Linked DNA regions of Homo sapiens: region 1 is linked to region 2. Evidence: chromatin loops called from intact Hi-C (ENCODE). Cell type or tissue: mammary epithelial cell. All regions are shown on one strand. Region 1 overlaps ABL2 (ABL proto-oncogene 2, non-receptor tyrosine kinase). Region 2 overlaps ABL2 (ABL proto-oncogene 2, non-receptor tyrosine kinase).

Region 1 (5,000 bases), 52 kb after region 2:
ATGTATTATTTGTAGGTTTTACTAGTTTAATTCTCATAAAGTACTATCATTTTCAGGTTTTTAAATTTTCTTTAACTTTGTTCCTGTTTATTAACAAAGATTGGGCTTTTTGCTTTAAAAACTTTTAACACTCAGGCTGGGCATGGTGGCTCATGCCTGTAATCCTAGCACTTTGGGAGGCTGAGGCAGGTGGATCACGAGGTCAGGAGTTTGAGACCAGCCTGGCCAACATAGTGAAACCCCGTCTCTTCTAAAAATACAAAAAATTAGCTGGGCGTGGTGGCGGGCGCCTGTAATCGCAGTCACCTGGGAGGCTGAGGCAGGATAATCACTTGAACCCGTGAGGTAGAGGTTGCAGTGAGCCGAGATCGCGCCACTGCCTTCCAGCCTGGGCGACAGAGCGAGACTCCGTCTCAAAAAATAAATAAGTAAATAAAAATAAATAAGTAAATAAACTTTTAACACTCAAAAGTTTTCAACACTATATTGCCATGTTTTTAACCTTTATTAAGCTATAGAGCCAGATTGTTAGCAAAGGCAGTTATTTCTTGGCTTCTGTGCTCATGAATCAGATCACAGCTATTTCTTTGACTTTGGCTTTGTGGTTTCTTGAACTATTTAAGTGATGTAAAAGATGAGTCTTGTTAGGCGTTTCCTTTCTTTTAAAAGTGTATTTCGTGTTTTATTGTAAACAGATTTTCTCCAAGGAAACTTTTCTCTCTAGTCTCACCTCATCATCTCCCTATAAAATAGAGATATATTAACTTCTACATTGTTTTATTATTAGGCTATTTGTTATACATATATATGTTGGTTTTTATTTTACTTACATTTTAAAAGTGTTCTCAGAGATTTTGAAGTAACTCCATTCTGACTCAGTCTTTTGCGGATTGCTGGAAATTTTCCTTTAGGTCACTCTCCACCCACTTTGGGAATTGTGAATGCTCACCATTTTATTGGTTCCCTCTGGCCACTGAGTACATGAGTAAATGTCACATGCATGTGGTATTGCTTGTCAGAGAATGGAATTCTAAGACTTCCTCTTTACACAGAACAGTTTAACTTTTGTGCTTCTGGGCAGAGGTATGGTCCTTGGGACAGTTCTCCTTCCACCTAATAGTTATGGCAGAGATCAGGACACTTCACTTTGCTGCCTGTGCACTGAGGCCTCAGAATCTGCTCTACCCGACTTAACAGGTATGGTTCAGAGTTGATAGTTTCAGGGAGGCTTGATAACCACATTAATCAAGTGTGAATGAAGATTTCAAAAAATTCATCTTATCTGCTACTGTTTTTGTCTTCATTCTTGGTCAGTGAAAGTTTGTGTGCTTTCTTGGGGGAATATCTCATAGTAGGATCTCAATAAATACTGAATGGAAGAATGTATGGATAATATGTAGTATTTTGTAATAATAAGATATAGATGGCTTGATGTGAAGAACTTAAGCTATATTGAAAACTGTTGAATAATTTACCTTACATAATTTTTAAAAGAAGTTATTAAAACTTATTAGCTTCTTAGAGAATATACAGTCAGATAAAGTAGAATTCTGGCAAGATAATGTTTATAAAATACTTGAAAATGCCTAAACTAAAAATTTGTAATATTAATTTCTCCTATTACTACCTGACAAATTTCTAATTAAACTGATAAAAGTTACTGAATGACTAACTGGTGAAAAGTATTTTTAATAAAATTAAACATGAAGCTTAGGAATTTTCTCAATTTCAGTTTTATTATTTTGGGTTTTAACTTTTTCAATCATGATAATTTACTTTGTACAAGTGGCTATTCTGTTTTGCTTTATTTTTGTTGTAGCCTGCAACTGTAGCAATAGAAAAAAAATGCCTTTTTTAAATTGTGATAATATATTTCTGTTATCTAGGTTCTTTACATGTGAGTGAAAATCAGTCTTCTCTTATCCCATCTTAAATCTCTGATCTACCTCTATAGCAGTGAATAATGGAAGATAAGTTAACTTGATATCTAAGTTACCTAATTTATAGTAGTCATTTCATTTTGTTCAAAAATAAACCATTCCCAGCCCACACACTTGCATTTGGGCGTATACAGTACATCTGAATCATCCAGACATGTCTGTCTTAACCAATGAGGAAAGTGACATAGACTATAGCTACTGGGTAACACTGACATTTACTTGCTCTTCCCACAGGCTTTTGTTTTCTTTTGTTTTTGCCTTTATCCCTTATCTTGTTCCCCCTCATTTAGTTCCCTTACTCTTTATGATTCAAAATATGTTCGTTCTTAGCTTCAGAAAAATGTTAGGGTGTTTTTCTCTTTGAAAAAGTTTTCCTTTTGTTTGGTGCTAATGGGTAGAATGGTGTTTAAGTGGATATCCTGTGCAGACAGATTGTGCAGGAAATTGACCCTAAGTTCTTTGAGAACAAAAGAGGAGTGGGAAGAAAGAAGAAAGGAAGGAAATAAGATCTTTTGACTCAACCAAAAAGACCGTAAAACCAGAGACGGGAAGAAGGGGAATGGGGAATAAGAAGGATTGTTTTCTAAGTTGTGGTTCTTTTAGTACTTTGGCCTCAAAAATTACTTTTATCCTATAGTTATTACTTTACATATTTCAGAAATATAATATTGTTTGGCCTGCATATATCTTCTAAATTTACATAAAATCGTGCTGTAGATCTCATTCTGTTTTCTCCTTTTGTCAGATAACACAACTTTCAGGAAGTTGACTTGTCTTTAAGAGTCCTCTTTTGGGTTCAGAGTTTCCCCTTATTATAAACATGTCCTTGCGTATTGACAGTCTGTCACTCTACTGTCATCAGTGCAGAATTCCTATTAATCTAATTTTTTTTTTTCTTAAAGACAGGGTTTTGTTCTATTGTCTAGATTGGAGTACAATGGTGTGATCTTGGCTCACTGCAGGCTCAACCTCCCAGGCTCAGACAATCCTACCTCAGCTTCCTGGGTAGCTGGGACTACAGTTGTGTGCCACTATGCCCAGCCAATACTTAATTTTTTTTTTTTTTTTTTTTTTGAGACAGAGTCTTGCTTTGTCACCCAAGTTGGAGTGCAGCAGTCTGATCTCAGTTCACTGCAACCTCTGCCTCCCGGGTTCAAGCAATTCTCCTGCCTCAGCCTCCCGAGTAGTTGGGATTACAGGCACCCGCCACCACACCCAGTCAGGGTTTTGCCATGTTGGCCAGACTGGTCTCGAACTCCTGACCTCAGGTGATCCACCTCGGCCTCCCAAAGTGCTGGGATTACAGACGCTAGCCACCACACCTGATGAAGTCTCATGATGTTGCCCAGGCTGGTCTTGAACTCCTGGCCTCAAGTGATCCTCCCGCCTTGGCTTCTCAAAGTGCTGAGATTATAGGCATGAGCTACTGTGCCTGGCCTGCGTTCATCCAGTTTAAATGTTTATCTAATTTTAAGTCTGAAACCTTGCCAGACTCTAGAGTTTTGTTTTATATTCTTTCCTCTCATAGCATCCTCTGTGAGTAAGGATGTATACATAGTTCATTCATTCAGCAAATCTTTTTTGAGAGCCTCTTATATGTAGACACTGTTCTGGAGTCACTGTTCAGTGAACAAAACAGACAACAATCCTGGTCCTCATAAAACTTACATTTTAGCAAGGAGACTTAGATACATGAATATAATAATAAATAAGTAAATTATACACTATGTTTGGTGGTAATAAGAGCTATGGAGATAAAATAAATCAGGAAAGGAGTCAGTGGGGGATGTGAGAGTGTTATCAAGAATAGATGTACTTTAAAATGGAATAATCAGAGAATGACATACTGAGAAGGTAACATTTGGTGAAATGTCATGGGGAAGAGTGTTTTAGGCAAAAGGAAAAGCCAGCGCAAAGGTCCTGAGGCAGAAGTGTGCCTGCTTTGTTCAAGCAATAGCATTGATGTCAGTGGCCAGAATAAGGTAGAGGAATAGCAGCAGGAGATGCTGGGCAAGACCAATTGTGAAGGACCTTGCAGGGCCTTTAAGGATTTTAGCTTTTACTCTAAAATGGGGAACCTTTGAAGAGTCTTGAACAGAGGAGTAGCAATCTGACTTATGCTCTGAAAGATGGCTGGTATGTTGAGAATAAACAGTAGGGAACAAGCACGGAAGCATGGAAATCAGGAGTCTAGTGAAATAGTCTACATCAGTGGTCCCAACCTTTTTGGCACCAGGGACCAGTTTCATGGAAGTCAATTTTTTCACAGACTGGGTGGGGAGCGGTGGTTTCACATGAAACTGTTCCACCTCAGATCATCAGGCATTAGATTATCATAAGGAGCATTCAACCTAGATCCCTTGCTTGAGCAGTTCACAGTAGGTTTCAGCTCCTGTGAGAATCAAATGCCTCCACTAATCTGACGGGAGGTGGAGCTCAAGCGGTAATGCTCGCTGGCCCGCTGCTCACCTGCTGCTGTGTGGCCCAGTTCCTAACAGGCCACAGACCTGTCTGTGGCCCAGGGGTTGGGGTCCCCTTACCTAGATGATGGTGGTCATGAAGTGGTACTGAATGAGAAGTGGTTAGATTCTGGATATATTTTTGAAGGCAGTGCCAATGGAATTTCTGAGTGAATTGGATGTTGTTTGTGAGAGCAAGAAGGGAGCTGTGTCCGGAATTGGTGGGTTCTTGGTCTCACTGACTTCAAGAATGAAGCCGCAGACCCTCGCGGTGAGTGCTACAGCTCTTAAGGTGGCGTGTCTGGAGTTTGTTCCTTCTGATGTTCAGATGTGTTCGGAGTTTCTTCCTTCTGGTGAGTTCGTGGTCTCGCTGGCTCAGGAGTGAAGCTGCAGACCTTTGCAGTGAGTGTTACAGCTCTTAAGGTAGCGCGTTTGGAGTTGTTCGTTCCTCCCGGTGGGCTCGTGGTCTTGCTGGCTTCAGGAGTGAAGCTGCAGATCTTTGCGGTGAGTGTTACGGCTCATAAAAGCAGTGTGGACCCAAAGAGTGAGCAGTAGCAAGATTTATTGCAAAGAGCGAAAGAACAAAGCTTCCACAGTGTGG
Region 2 (5,000 bases):
CCGGCTAGTTTTTGTATTTCTAGTATAGATGGGGTTTCGCCATATTGGCCAGGCTGGTCCTGGAACTCCTGGACTATTCTATTCCAAGTTGCTACTTCCTGAGAGGGTCACTGGATGTCCCCCTTGGAGAAGGAATCACCTTGGATTACCATCTTTAAATCTTAAAGGGATTTTTCTCATAGGTATTCTACTTAAGTACAGACAAATAATTTAATCATCCCATAGTGTATCCACCATATTTGTGGCTTGTAAATGTTTTAAAACTTGGGCATAAGTAGCTGATAAGTTACAAAAAAGATACAAATTTCAATAAGGTAATTTTAGTTAAAGTGACAGGAAATGGGGGTGCATTTTGAATAGAAAAACACAGAACTCCAAAAACAAGACAAAAAACCATGTTATTTCCAAAGAGAACATCTCAGTTGTGCAGAAAGAATTAACATAGCAGGCCTGATTGAGACTGATATGCTTAGCGAGGTCTGCTTGCAAGGTTGGCCCTTGGCTGGCATCTAGGAACTTGGATTTGGGGAGGAACTCCTGGCCTCAAGTGATCCGTCCACCTCGGCCTGCCAAAGTGCTAGGATTACAAGCGTGAGCCATTGCTCTTTTCATACTGTTGTGTAACCATCCATCACTACCATATAACCATACATGACCACCATCCATCTCCAGAACTCTTTTCTTCTTCCAGACTGAAGCTCTGCATCTGTTAAATTATAATTCCCCGTTTTATAATTTCCTCTAGCCCTTGGCAACCACATTTTACTTTCTGCCTTTATGAGTTTGACTACTCTAGGTTCCTCATATAAATGGAATCATATAGTATTTGCCCTTTTGTAACTGGCTCATTTCATTTAACTTAATCTTCAAGGTACATCTGTGTTGTAACGTGCAGGAGAATTTCTTTTTTTTTATTTAAGGGCTGAATGATATTTAATGGTGTGTATGTAGCCCATTTTCTTTATCCACTCATCTCTTTATGGACTACTTTGATTGCTTCCACTTTTTGGCTATTGTGACTAATGCTGCAGTGAACATGGGCATGCAAGTATATCTGAGTTCCTGCTTTCAATTCTTTTGAATATATATATACAGAAGTGAAATTGTTGGATCATACAGTAATTCTATGTTTAATTTTTCTGAGGAACCACCATACTGTCTTCCATAGTGGCTTTACCATTTTATATTCCCACCAATAATGCACAAGGGTTCTAGTTTCTCCATACCCTCACCAACATTTGTTATTTTCTGTGTTCGTGTGTGTTTTAGTAATAGCCATCCTAATGGCTGTGATGTGGTATCTCACTGTTTTTTTGTTTTTTGTTTTTTTTGAGACAGAGTTTTACTGTGTTGCCCAGGCTGGAGTGCAGTGGTGCGATCTCAGCTCACTGCAACCTCAGTCTCCTGGGTCCCAGCGATTCTCTTGCCTCAGCTTCTTGAGTAGCTGGGACTACAGGAATGCACTGCCATGCCCGGGTAAGTTTTGTAGTTTTAGTAGAGATGGGGTTTCACCTTGTTGGCCAGGCTGGTCTGGAACTCCTGACCTCAGGTAATCCACCTGCCTCAGGCTCCCAAAATGCAGGGATTACAGGCGTGAGCCACCATGCCTGGCCTCTCATTGTCGTTTTGATATGCATTTCCCTAATTATTAGTGATGTTGGGCATTTTTTAACAAGTGTTTATTGGCTATTTGTGTATCTGTTTTCGAGAAATTTTTAAGTCCTTTGCCCATTTTTGAATCTGTTTGCTTTTTTGTTGTTGACTTGTTGGTCTTTGTTTTATAGTGCCATTTTCTTCTTACTATCATTACCCTCTTTTTTTCTTTAAGCATATTAAACGCAACATATTTGTTCCTGAGTAACCAGTTATTCCCAAATTTAGCAGCTTAAAACAAACAACATTTATTCTGAGTGTCAGAAATCTGAGAGTGGCTTAGCTGGGTGGTTCTAGCTCAGGGTCTCTCACAAGGTTCCAGTCATACTGCTAGCTGGAGCCCTTGTATTCTTCAGTGGATTTTAATTATTTGCAGAAATATGAAGTGTTTTGTGTGTAGAGTTTTAATATGTGTGTAAATAGTGTGTTGATACCTTAAAAATTGTTTTTTAGAAATCCTTATTCCATGTTAGCAGAAATTATATGATATGTAAAAAAATCATTTTCAAGCCTCCATCAGTAGTTTCTCAAATTTATCTTTGATAACCCCTGGCTCTTTAGGAAGCACTCTACTTAATGTTCATGATTTGATTGTTGACATTTAGTTCAGTGAAGTAGTTTAATTTCCATAAAAACTTCCTTTGCCCGTTAGGAAACTATTAAGGATGATTGATTTTTCACTTACTAAATTCGTGCTCATGTAACAAGATTCTTGAAAGAGGTTATTGTATTTGAAACACTGGAAATGGTATTTGTCAAAAAAAATGTGTTTCTACCTTGTAGGACCTTCACTGTAGTCAAAATTATGAAATTTATGAAAACTAATGTTAACTCTGTTTTGACCATGGGAAAAAAGATATTTAGGTGAGATTATAAAAAAGTGAATTTATTATGACAGAGTTTGATTAGTAAGTCAAAAAACTGTTCCTCACCAGTCCACTAGGGGATACTCCAGTACTTAGGAAGAAAATCCAGTTGTTGCTATCACTTAAAAATTTGGCCAGGATCGAGACCATCCTGGCTAACAAGGTGAAACCCTATCTCTACTAAAAAAATACAAAAAATTAGCTGGGCCACATGGTGGCGGGCGTCTGTAGTCCCAGCTACTCAGAAGGCTGAGGCAGGAGAATGGCGTGAACCTGGGAGATGGAGCTTGCAGTGAGCCGAGATCGCGCCATTGCACTCCAGCCTGGGCGACAGAGCGAGACTCCGTCTCCAAAAAAAACCAAAAAAACAAAATACAACAGCAACAAAAAATTAGGCCAGGCACGGTGGCTCACACCTGTAATCCCAGCACTTTGAGAGGCCAAGGAGGGTGGATCACTTGAGGTCAGGAGTTCAAGACTAGCTTGGTGAACATGGTGAAACCCCATCTCTACTAAAAATACAAAAAATTAGGTGGGCGTGGTCGCAGGCGCTTGTTATCCCAGCTATTTGGGAGGCTGAAGCAGGAGAATTGCTTGAACCCAGGAGGCAGAGGTTGCAAGTGAGTCAAGATTGCGCCATTGCACTCCAGCCTGAGTGACAGAATGAGACTCTGTCTCAAAAAAGAAACAAACAAACAAAAAATTAAATCCCACTTGCTTACCTGAAAAAAAAAAAAGCAGACATTTAGGGCTGGTTTGAGTTACTGATTTGACAATAATATTCACCTTTAGAAAGAGCCTAGTACATTTTTAAAGTTTAGAAATTTTGTGTGATTTCATTGGCCACTTTTTCTGGTAGTGTTGCCACAAATTGACTTCTTCGGGCACTTTAGAAAAACAGATTATTATATTTTTTTTCTTGATACATGAAAATTATGGTTCTCATTTTTTTTTGCAAGTTGTGCCCTTTTTTGGAAATTCAGAAAGGCTGATATTTGGTGTGAGTTTGTATAATTTTCTCCATCATACCATGTATGCTGTTTAAATGTTTACCTTAGAAAAGTATGAAATATGATATGACCTTTGATATAGACAACAACGCAGAAGATAATTCATTCTGTTACCAAAGATATTTTAAGAGTTTAATGTTATCTTGATTTCTTTCTAGTAATTTAAGTAGTAATTCAAATAGACATAATACAGTGTGACTTAATGCTTTAAAGAAAAATACGTGAAAAGTTCTGTACTTGAAATAGCAAAATTTTAAGAAAATAATTCAGACTCTTGTATTTATTAGGAAGAAGTTATCAGACTTAATGTTTCAGAACATACTTTGAATAACCAAAATTTATTAATTTACTTAACCTAGTTTTAAAATTTTTTCTATGTGATGTGATTGTACAGTTTTTCTGCATGCCATGTGTTTCATTCTTTTATGTCTGGCACATAAGTAATTAAAGGTTAAGTCAATTGTCAGATTTAACTCAACCTGCTTGAGTTAATTTACTTGATTTTTCTGGTACTTACAGGTACAACAAATGGGTGAATTGGTGTGCCATTATGATAACATGACTTGGAAAATGGAAATTCAGGCAGTGTGGGACAAGAACAAGGATATTTATTTGTCCAGTGAGAATAAAAGTGGTCTAGGATTTATTGAGAGTTTGTTGTAATTCGAGCTTGAGTGATAATTTTATAGGATGTTATGGAGATAACAGTGTTGGTGGAAGGGTTTGACATTCCACATTTGACATTCTCTTATCATATTTTTTGGTTTGTCTCTGTCTCCCTAATGAAATGAAATAGGAAACAGCTAGAGAGTGGTGGGATATGAGTAGTTGTGCATTTGGATAGATTGACTAGCATGCTCAAGATGCCAGCCATATCTACCTTTGGTAGAGTGAGAGCCAAGGTATTCCTGTGGATTGTTTTTCGTAACTAAATCTGTAACTACTGAGTATAGAGTCCCTGCTATATACGTGACTAACCAAGGAGTGAAATATGATTGGTTCAAATATTTTGTTATATTTTGACTGTAGGGGAATGGTAAAATGTCACCAAGTATAAGTTACTCTTCTGCTTTATACTTTGTTTGCAATTAAATGTATTTTTCTTAAAGAGAATATAAAAGCAAAGGAAAAACCATTTGTAATGCTTTTGCTTAGGTCCAACCTTAATTTTTATATGACAGTTTCCAATTGATTGTCAGATTTTCTGTCTCATTTCAATTGAGTAATTGTTCCATCTGTCATTTAACATGACACAGACTGTTTCTTAGTAATTGTTTTGAAAACTCTTTAGTGATTTTTAAAAACCTTTACAGAGTGTTGATTATTTAAATGATAGCAGAATATGTATATATGAAGTAATTTCAGAGGCCGGACAAGGTGGCTCATGCCTGTAATCCCAGCACTTTGGGAGGCCGAAGTGGGTGGATATCACCTGAGGTAATGAGTTCAAGACCAGCCTGGACAACACGGT

The links. Peaks named below come from ENCODE experiments on the same cell type or tissue, not always from the same donor. Only the 100,000 strongest peaks of a DNase experiment are listed, where the experiment ranks them.
Region 1: it touches region 2 in a loop (6-fold over the local background); 9 of 110 quality-filtered maps call a loop at or near these places.

Annotation. Positions count from the first base shown.
Region 1 is chr1:179,139,130-179,144,129 of GRCh38, reverse strand. The region is part of intron 1 of ABL2 (ABL proto-oncogene 2, non-receptor tyrosine kinase); the gene reads left to right. Among named protein-coding and RNA genes, the nearest start is that of TOR3A, 60 kb to the right of the region's middle. RefSeq lists enhancers at 288-1,487, 4,806-5,000. In mammary epithelial cell, no CTCF peak of the experiment used is centred here; DNase peaks (open chromatin) are centred at 589, 979 and 2,079; H3K4me3 peaks cover 2,469 bases; H3K27ac peaks cover 3,641 bases.
Region 2 is chr1:179,191,619-179,196,618 of GRCh38, reverse strand. All of the region lies in intron 1 of ABL2 (ABL proto-oncogene 2, non-receptor tyrosine kinase), which reads left to right. It also overlaps the pseudogene LOC124900432. Among named protein-coding and RNA genes, the nearest start is that of ABL2, 36 kb to the left of the region's middle. In mammary epithelial cell, a CTCF peak has its summit at 2,596; no DNase peak of the experiment used is centred here.